Regions from separate parts of the Mus musculus genome. Here all the other regions are linked to region 3. Evidence: chromatin contacts called from ENCODE Hi-C or POLR2A ChIA-PET data. All regions are on one chromosome and are shown on one strand. Each heading gives the region's core, a stretch centred on a gene start or an enhancer-like site at or near the end of the contact. The rest is flanking DNA. Distances are from core to core; before and after follow the strand shown. Region 1 holds the start of Sun2 (Sad1 and UNC84 domain containing 2). Region 2 overlaps Sun2 (Sad1 and UNC84 domain containing 2). Region 3 holds the start of Gtpbp1 (GTP binding protein 1).

What was found. Hi-C counts contacts between places; a loop is a spot of excess contacts on that map. ChIA-PET counts read pairs that join two places held with the same protein, here RNA polymerase II (POLR2A).
Region 1: a loop to region 3 is called in a map of heart, with 5 times the contacts of the local background. The contact joins the promoter of Sun2 here to the promoter of Gtpbp1 in region 3. A Hi-C loop is called at or near these places in 8 of 37 maps with a recorded cell type or tissue (adrenal gland, gastrocnemius, heart and 1 more). POLR2A ChIA-PET finds 5 or more read pairs at or near these places in 3 of 5 experiments (Patski and embryonic stem cell).
Region 2: a loop to region 3 is called in a map of heart, with 3 times the contacts of the local background. The contact joins the enhancer-like site here to the promoter of Gtpbp1 in region 3. A Hi-C loop is called at or near these places in 5 of 37 maps with a recorded cell type or tissue (heart and mature B cell). POLR2A ChIA-PET finds 5 or more read pairs at or near these places in 3 of 5 experiments (Patski and embryonic stem cell).

What each region holds. Positions count from the first base shown.
Region 1 is chr15:79,741,258-79,744,310 of GRCm38, forward strand. It overlaps Sun2 (Sad1 and UNC84 domain containing 2), which reads right to left and starts at 1,279. Exons shown (of 18, transcript NM_001205345.1): 1 at 1,082-1,279. Gm16576 (predicted gene 16576) reads left to right here and starts at 1,441. Exons shown (of 4, transcript NR_045069.1): 1 at 1,441-1,654; 2 at 1,826-1,973.
Region 2 is chr15:79,722,741-79,726,131 of GRCm38, forward strand. Sun2 (Sad1 and UNC84 domain containing 2) reads right to left here. Exons shown (of 18, transcript NM_001205345.1): 18 at 1,328-2,820. The coding sequence ends at 2,707. Among named protein-coding and RNA genes, the nearest start is that of Sun2, 18 kb to the right of the region's middle. Within about 2 kb of position 2,021, at least 1 of the 3 ENCODE cell types and tissues checked has a DNase peak (open chromatin) inside an H3K27ac peak, as active enhancers do.
Region 3 is chr15:79,689,599-79,692,814 of GRCm38, forward strand. It overlaps Gtpbp1 (GTP binding protein 1), which reads left to right and starts at 1,298. Exons shown (of 12, transcript NM_013818.2): 1 at 1,298-1,500. The coding sequence starts at 1,309.

The sequences.
Region 1 (3,053 bases), core at 29-2,528, 52 kb after region 3:
TGGCATCTTCCCAGGTGGGATGCCCATCTGGCATCTCTCACTCTCTTCGACTGGTGTTGGTAAAGGGACCAAGTGGTAGTAGCCAAAGCAGGAAGTTGCCTTGGTCCTGGGTTGTATTCCAGTCCTTATAAGGTAGTTCCCCCCATGACTGCCACCCCCACCTGACAGCTCCAGATGCCCATATGCTCCACCTCTTAACCCCTGCCCCGCTGTAGCACATGAAGCCTTTGCCAGGGGGGAAAAGAGTGTAACATGTTTATACAGTGCCCACGCCGCTGTTGCAAGAATCTAAACGTTCTGAGTAGGTGGAGAGGTGGGGCACCGAACACTGCCCCGTGTGCCACCTCCCAGCACTCCCAGAGCGGTGTGGACCTTATCTTTATCTTTCATATTCATCCTGTTGTCACAAAATAGTTTGCCACAGCGGCCATCCAGATTACACAAGATGACAAAGGTCTACCGTGGGGAGCCGCTGAGATAGACACTCCTCCATCCCGCCATTAGTTACAAAACCCTCAAATAAAACATACTTTCCTACTGCAGAGCCTTGGTCCCGAAGATTCCCCTATCCTGGGGAATATTATACGTGACATTTCCACTCCATTTCCCCTGGGACACAAAAAAGTGCTCCAGGCGCTCACCCTCTGTCCTGGCTCTAAGTCACACCCCGGAGCGCGCTGGCTTTGTTTTGTTTTGGTTGGGTTTGGCTGTTTTGGAACTGAGCTAAAAGGGCCCTCCCCCGTACCCCATAACTGTGACAGGCAGCGGTGGCGCAGGCTGAGAACTTCCAGTGCCAGGACTCGGCCTGTGGCACAGCCCTGGTCCGGTTTGGGGCGGCTGGGTCTTGGCTGCCCTCCTCCCCGGAGGCTGCTGGGGAAGTCCCGCCTGGGGACAGCGCCCTCCCCGTGACCGCGATGCGTCAGGGCGCCGGCCCGCGAGTGTCCCGGGGCGTGCGTCGCGCAGGGGCTGGAGTGGCCCGGCCTGGCCGGACAGGGAGGCGCAGGCCCGCGCTTTGGCCGGACGGCGACCCGGGTCAGGCGGGCGCGGGGCCGTGGGGAGGCGGGCCCAATCCCTTCTTTACCTTGCGTGGTTCTTCCCGCGTCGGAGTCCCCCGGGCGGCGCCGCGCACTGGGCCGGGCCGGGCCCGGGGCTGGGGCTGAAACGCGCGCGGAGCGGAGACGCGGGACGGCGCGGGGTCGGTGAGCGGACAATGCGGCCGGCAGAGGACCGCGCTGCGCGAGTGGGGCAGGGCGGTGCGCGCGTGGCCGAGTGTGTATGTGTGCGCCTGTCAATCAACGCTGACAGCCCACAAGTCATTGGCCGGGCCCAGCCGGCCCGCCCCGCCCTCTGCCGCCGCCCATTGGTTGATTTGAACACAAAGGCTCCGGCTCGGCCCGCCCTCCGCGTGGGCCCTGTAGTCCGCGCGTGGGAGGCGGGGGCGAGTACGACCTCCAGGCTGTGGGACCCGAGCGTTCCCTCGCGCATCCGTGCCCACGCGCGCGCGGCGCCGGAGCTCTAAAGGCTTTAGGTGCGGGAGCACACAGGGTGTCATGAAATTGGCCCCAGGATAGGGTCCTGACGCGGCCCCGCGCGGGTGGTTTGGACGCTTACCAGCGTCAGCCGTGTCTGCCCATTTTAAAGACGAGGGAAACAGGTCCGTGGAAGTTTTTTTTGTTTCTTATAAAGAACCCACCCAGAGGGGAAGTTGAGTCTAGAAGATTAATACTATTTAATTTTAAGGTTGAATTTTAAATTCCAAGGTGGGCAGGATACCCATCTTCCCGCACCACCTATTTTTGTTGTTGTTTTTGTTTTTCCAAGACAGGATTTTACTGTCACGGAGATCCACCTACCCCTCTGCCTCCCAGGTGCTGAGATAAGAGTGCACCACCATGTCCAGTCAGAAACCCCAAGTTTGACAGCAGCTTTTCTGTTTTAAAGAAGGCTCCATCCACAGCTGGTTGCAAGAGAAGGTAGGGCTGGCAACACGGTTCTCCTACTTTCCTCCCCCTGGGATGAGTTCCTGACTCCACGGACCTGTCCCCTCCCACCACCACCCCATCTCTCTCTCTCTCTCTCTCTCTCTCTCAAACACACACACACCCCGCCCCCAGAAGATAAAGGAGTGCGACTGGGGATAAACCACTTCTGTTCAATATCTTCTAAGGATGATGAGATCCGGTGTCCTTCACTTTAAAATGCCAAGGGGGTGGGGGGAACTGGGACAAGAAAGACAGTGGTGGTTCACGCCTTTAATCCCAGCACTGGGGAGGCAGAGGCAGGCAGATTTCTGAGTTTGAGGCCAGCCTGGTCTACAGAGTGAGTTCCAGGACAGCCAGGGCTATACAGAGAAAGCCTGTCTCGAAAAGAAAAAAAAAAAAAAAAAAAAAAGCTGGTATCCAAAGGCAGTAGGAAACTGAGGAAATACACACACCCTCATTTTGGATTGGTTCCACTGCCAAATAAAACCAGATCCCCTTTCTAGACCTCCATTGTCCCATCTGGAAATGAGATGCTGTCTACCCTTACAGTATCTTTGGACAATTATGCTAACTATCTTCTTCTTCTTCTCCTTTTCCTTCTTCTTTTTTTAACTTTATTTTATTTAATTTATTTTTATTAGATAAGATTACAGAGGGGAACAACCTTGACCTCAAGAGTAGGGCCACATTCAGACTTTATGGTCCTCCATTTTTAAATTTATTTATTTATTTTTGCCGCGGGTAGTGCCTTCCCCATCTTATAGCTCTGAGGTGGAGCACACGCACAGACAGCCCACATGAGGGCTCTAGAACAACAATAAAGTTATGTTTCTACCCACATGGGTATAAAGATGATACTTTATTATCATGTTGTAATGCTTTTCTTGATTTATAAGACATCAACATGAACTTGATGTCCTCGCTTGGTTCCCGGCTGCTGCGATAAAGCACGGACCAAAAGCAACTTGGAGGAGGCAAGGACTTCTCTGGCTCACACGTCCCTATTGTAGTCTCTCACTGAGGAAAGTCCGGGCAGGATGTCAAGCAGGAGCAGAGGCAGGGACCGTGAAG
Region 2 (3,391 bases), core at 771-3,270, 34 kb after region 3:
CCAGCTAGGGGCCAGTCCTCTCCCTCCAGCTCTTTACCTGTGCTTGGTGGCGCTGGCTCACCTAGGCTGGTGCCTTTGTAGTGAGGGGGCCTTAGCATGGTGGTGCATGGCACAGTGGCAGCTGTGACTTCCTACAACATTGGCCACAGTAGAACTTAACCGTGCCCTGTCAGCATTAGTGGTCACTAAAACTGTGTTCAGGAGCCATACCAGTCTGGACTCTGCCCCTCAGGGAGGTAGATCTGCATATGGCCACGGGAGCTGACTGAATTTAGTGTTGAACTGTGGTCAGTATGGACTATAAAGGTCCCTGCAGAACTCAGCCCTCTCAGCTCTCCATCTAGAGAAAATACCAGCCCGTTTGTAGTCGATAAAGGATAAAGATGTTAATCTGTCAGCCTCGTAAGTGGTAAGTGTAAGGCCCAGCCTTCTGTATGTGCAGCTTGTGTGTACAACATCTTTTCTAGAACTGAGGCTGCAGGGTGGGGTGGGATGGAGGTGGCCAGGTCCTCACATCACGTACAGCACTGCTCAGGCTCATTGGGGCCTGTGCCCCTGGTACAGGTGTGTATTTGGTTGCGTTCGGGGAGAGTTAGGGAGATAATGGCATGAAACTCAGCCTCTGAGAGACCCAGGGCAGGGGGCAGAGGCACTGAGCCCTGGTGGTATGTGACAAGTTACCGGGCTATTTGCTAGGGCTCCTCCTTCCCCTGATATCTGTTTTATGTTTTGTGCCCTTAGAGTACAGATCTAGTGTCCCTGGGCTCTGGACCAAGCTCTGGGCCACCTTGTACTCTAGCCAGTGCCCTTTCCTCACTGCTGACCAGTTCCTGCTTTTATTTTCTCAGCCATGGCAAGGGCCAGCTTTGAGCAAGATGCTTGCTGTGGCCAGTAGGAGTCGCCTCAAGCTTGGTGAAGCATCACCTGGGCTGAACCTAGGCAACCATCATCAGGGTGTTTCCCCCAGGACCTGGCAGATCCATCAGCCTGAGGCCCTCTGCCTGAGTTTAGGCAGACAGGAAAGCCCTCCTCTTCCTCCCCTCCCCTTCTCCCCCTCCTCATTGTCCTCCTTCTCCTCCTCCACAGAGGTGTTCTTGATAGCTCCTAAAGCCATCTCATTTCCTCCTGGCAGCCCTCAAATCCAGAAAACACTGGAGTGGACCTTAGCTGGGGTTCCAAGTTTGTCCAATGGTTTTTAAACAAAGGCCTGGGTCTCTGAGCATTAGGACTAAGTCTTTAGGTACTGTGATTTGGCTAAGAATTCAGTCCCTTGTATCCCCCAAGAGCAGCTGAGTTGCTCTGTGACAACCAGAAAAAAGCACACTCCAATGATCCTGGGCATCCTTTATTTTTTGCATAGGCATAAATTAGAGACTGGAGAGGTTTGTTTCGTTTTGTTTTGAAAGAATCAACAGTGCAGCATTTGTGACAGGAGAGCACAAAACAAGCCCGAGGGGGCTGTACAACTTGCCATTTCACCCGAACACTAACCGGGCTGCCTTGCAGCTCCTCTTGGCCCCTTCCATAGAGCAGGCAGGACCAAGCCCCTCAAGAGCCAGGAACTAGAAACTGGGTAACAGCTGGTGCCCCTCAGAATGGGGCTAGAAATCAAGCCTGTGGCTTTTTCAGTTAAAAACAAAAACAAAACAACAAAAAACAGACCTTGAGAATTCTATATATAATACAGCAGGGCCAGCCGTTGAGTCTAAAAGCCTCTTCCTCCTCTCCACACAAGTTAATGTCTCCCTCCCTCCTTCCCTCCCTCCCTCCCTCCCTCCCTCTCTCCCAGCCCCCATCTAACTGCCACCATAGAGGCCAGAAAGGAAGCAGTGTAAGCAAGAGCTGAGAGCCCAAGAGAGTTGCTGTAGAGTAGACAGGACCACTCTAAATGGGGTGGGCTAGTGTAGCCCCTCTACCTGTATCTTGAGCCACACTGTGGCTATTGGCACTGAATCAGGAGAACCCCCAAAGTCATCTCCCCACTCCTCTAGACAACCCTGCAGAATAGCCCCAAAGCCAGGGCTGGGTCCTCCCTGGGGGGTGGAAAGCTTGCTGTGGGGCACAGGCAGGATGCAGCAGGAATGGGAAACAGAATAGACCCTCACCCCACATCAGGAAAAAAAGCAGTGGTCCCAGCACTGGGAATCTCTTAGGTTGGCACAGACAACAGTCGTCAGAGGCACACAGGAGCTGGTTTCCTCCCGTTTGCTAGGAACCCCAGGCTCCTACGGGCCATGGTACCCTCCATGCTGGAAGAGCTCAGCAGCCTCGGTGTCCTTTACCAGGCACTTGCCAGGGACAGTCCCAGCTGCACAGTGCTAAGCACTGTCCTAAAGGCCACAAGACCCCCCAGCTTATCCCTGGGGCTCTGGCTTGGTATGCCCATGGCTTTGGCACCTACCAGGAGTTAACCGGTGCCAGTCCCTCCACCTCACTTCTGATCGCAGTCCCCCAAAGTATGCTACATATATACACCTGGTAGGCGCCTAGCTCTAGGGGGAAGACTAAGAGAGGCATAGGAGCCTGGTGGCTTGGCTTATGCAGGGAGTTCTACGTGCTGCCTCTTCACTCTTGCTCCTGGAAGTCAGCGCTAAGAAGCATGTGCAGGCAGCGGTGGGGTGCTGGGCACCTATTTTCAGAGCAGGGTAGATGCTGGGAAAGATGAGCTTCCCACGTGGCTAGCAACAGGCCCAAGATCTCAGAAGACTAGTGGGCAGGCTCTCCGTGCACCCGGAAGCGGTAGATACACGTGTACTCAGGGTGGCCCCAGTTGGTCAGGATCCGAAGCTCCACAACTTGGTATGTGGCCATCTTAGAGGCCTAGGGAGAAGAGAGGGGGTTCAGAGTCACAGAGTGCTTTAACACCTCAGCAACAGAAGGGGTGGGGCAGGGAACCAGTCCAGCAGCCAGAGGTCTCCTGCCCCGGAGCTCATGACAAAAACAAAAAGCTGAATTTCTAAAGTTTCTGTTTCCTGGAACAGAGTTTCCAGGCCAAAGGCCCTTGGGGACTTTGGGGTTCCTAAGGGTCACCACCCTCAGTGAGGCAGCCCTTGGGCCATATGTGAATTGTAGTTCATCTAAGAATTCATCCCCAGTCATGGTTAGCATTATCAGTGCATAGAATGGTCATAGGAAGCTTGTTTGCTTTTTTCTCAAGTGTCTAGCCTGTATGCTCTGCTTAAAGCTATCGTGTTATAGGACTGAAGACCTGGCTCAGTTAAGAGCACTGGCTGCTCTTCCATGTAATCCAGGTTCAATTCCTGGCATTCACATGGGGCAACTTGTAATTGTCTGTCACTCTGGTTCTAAGGGATCCAAAGCCCTCTTCTGGCCTCTTAGGACACCAGTACACAGATGACACACAGACATATATACCAGCAAAATACACATA
Region 3 (3,216 bases), core at 48-2,547:
GGCACACAGACATACACACACACACACACACACACACACACACACACACACCATTCATACAAAATAAAAACAAATCTCAGTAAAAAACCATTAAGGTCAGGTTTCCAGCAGCATCTGCTCACAGACTTGGTAGTACGTTAAAAATGAGGACAAGACTCTCCCCGAATTAGGTGACGGCTATATTGTACCCTTTTCCTTACTTACTATATACATCCTGTGGTCCAATCCCTAAATTTCTCGTACTTCCTCAGGCGGCTGCTCTTTTTTTTAATCTATTACCAGGAGGAGTGGCCAGGTCCAGCCAGCATAATTAGATCTTGGTAAAAAACAGAACTCACCTAATAGTCTAAATTTTTCAGACATTTGAAACGGGAATTTCAGGTACACGAACGGCGGGTTTTTTTTTTTTTTTTTGGACTGGGACTTTCCACAAGTGGCAACTGAAAAATAAGCCACAAGAAACTACCTTGACAGATCCTAGACCTGTGGCTCAGCTGTTCACCAAAAACGTGAGGGGATTTACGCTAGAGTTTGGGCTGTCAACATCTTTCTGTTCACTCAGTTGCTCTCCGAGGAGTCATGAATGGAACTCCCTGAGGTCAGCATTTAATTAATTGTCTTGGTCTGGCGGCTGTAATATTACCACTCCTGGAATACATAGCATCGATTCTACTATAAAAATTGCCTTGCGCATGCCAGCACGCCGGACACAGTGTTGCAGCAACTGCCTTCAATCATTCGGAGTGCCAGGCTCATTTCACAGTTTACTATCTGGGTATGCGGCGGCCAGACGCGCGGGACTTAGGGAGGACAAGATTGGGTCCCGCCCTTGTCCATCATTTTGAGAGGCTCCAGGCGGGACTGTTTTGCAGTATGATTTGGAGGCTGGCCCCGCCTCTGGAAAGTGAGGTGGGGAGTAAAGAATGGATGCCTCTTTTCATTGGATTGTTGTCAAGTCAGTCAAACCTCTGCTTCGCTCCCGTTGGCGGGAAGGATCCAGGCAGGTAGCGTGCACGCTGTGTTGGCCCCACTAGAGGTGGGACCAAGGCTCCCGACCACTACGACGTTTGTTGTTAGGGTTTTGGTCTCATTAATTATTCATTAAAGTATTTGAGAGAGCTGCGACGATTGGTAAATGAGAGACTGGGTCTTCTGTGTCTCCGCTAGAGATACGTGACAGTCTCGGGAGGCGGGGAAGCCGCGCATAAATTATTCTAACAAGAAGGGGCGGGGCCGAGCATAAATTAGTTAAATGAGCCAGGGAGGGAGGGCGGGCGGCCGGCTGCGAATTAGCTTAAGTTCTTAAAGATGGCGGCGGAGCGGAGTCGCTCCCCGGTCGACTCGCCGGTGCCGGCCTCGATGTTCGCCCCCGAGCCTAGCTCTCCGGGGGCGGCTCGGGCCGCCGCGGCCGCGGCCCGACTCCATGGCGGCTTCGATTCTGACTGCAGCGAGGACGGCGAGGCGCTCAACGGCGAGCCGGAGCTGGACCTCACCAGCAAGGTAGGCCCGGGAGGCGGCGGCGGGGCCAGGGGTACGCGGAGGGGCCGGACGGTCTCCGAGGCGACGGCGGGCAGCCGGCTGTCCAGTGGCACGGCTCACGGGAGCGCTGAAGGGATGCAGCCCGCCCACCTGCCGCTCTCCCGAACCTGCCGGGCCCGGGCCCACTCTCCGCACCGGGCAGCGTCCACCCGGCCTCCCGCGCTTCCCGCTCCCGCCTCGATCGCTGCCACTTGGCTCCGCCACGTGGAACGGGGTTCCCGACTCGGGCCGCGCGCCCTGTGTCCCTGTCCCCGTGTGGATCAGCCCGCCCTCCCCAGGAGGGGGGTCCCTGAGACGCAGGGTCTTCCTCTTCTAGGAGCATCCCGGAGGACCAAGTGTCAAGGTGGCTTGGGCAGGGGGCGGGATACTCACGAAGACAGGTAGCCAGTCTAAGGGGTGGCAGCCGTTTCTCTTCCTGGTCTCTGGAAAGTAAACAGAAAGTAGTTGCTCAGTCGGCGAGAATGATGTCCGAGGAGCGTCCTCTTTCCGTGTCCACCCAAATAAAATAAAAAGATGGGACCGACAAGATGGCTCAGCAGGTAAAGGGGCTTGCCTCCTAAGTTTGACAACCTCAGTTCGATCCCCAGGACTCACCTAGTGAAGGAGAGAACTGATTCGTACACCGTGGCACTCGTCGCCTTCCCACACCCTGCCTTGTTATAATTAAAAAAAAAAATAGGCATGACCCTCAGCCTTGCCACTTACGAGTGGAGCCACCTCTTGTATTCATGCAATATGGAAGGGCATCTTTAAGTAGCATCTTCTGCGGTGTTGAGAAGGTAGGCAGAAATGAAGATCTCACCACTTACTTGGCATTGTGGAAAATAAGAAAGTAACTATAAGATGTTACTGGTGTTTAGAAAGTGTCAAACATCACTAAAGAAACTGATGCCAAGGGAGGGACTGGGCTTCCCTTCCAACTGTTGCCATTAAAAGGGTCTGTGACCTTAGGAAACTTTCTTAACCTCTCACTTCTCCAGCATCTCATCAAGAAAATGCAGATGTGTTGCAAAAATTAGAAGAGAGCTGGGCAGTGGTGGTGCGTGCCTTTAATCCCAGCACTTGGGAGGCAGAGGCAGGTGGATTTCTGAGTTCGAGGCCAGCCTGGTCTACAGAGTGAGTTCCAGGACAGCCAGGGCTACACAGAGAAGCCCTGTCTCGCAAATTAAAAAAAATAAAAAAATTAGAAGAGAATGTTAAGACCCATTATAGTCCCAGATGCATATCAGAGACTCACTAAATGTTTGCACTAGATAGATGATGATTCCCTGTGAGGATTAAAAAGCAGCTGGTGGAAGATAGAGCAGCCCCACCCCCTGCGCTTTGTAGGATAATTACAATAGAGATTTTATGGAGCTTTGATGTCTGTGGTCATACTATGCTGAACGAGCCTGATCTCGTCTGATCTCGGAAGCTAAGCAGGCTCGGGTCTGATTACTACTTGGATGGGAGATTTTATGGTGCTTTGAAAATGTGACATCTCATGATGGCAATGCTACATAAAACTTGGCTCTAAACTGGAAAGAACCTTTGCCCCCAACCTAAGTAAGCAATTCCCAACTGTTCTTTCTCCTTCTAATCTCTGCTGGGCCCTTGGAAGCCAACTAGCATCTTTTGTCATGATGGTCCTGTCTAGTGCCTCTAATACCATCATAAGGGTGGCCAAGCTCAGGGAGA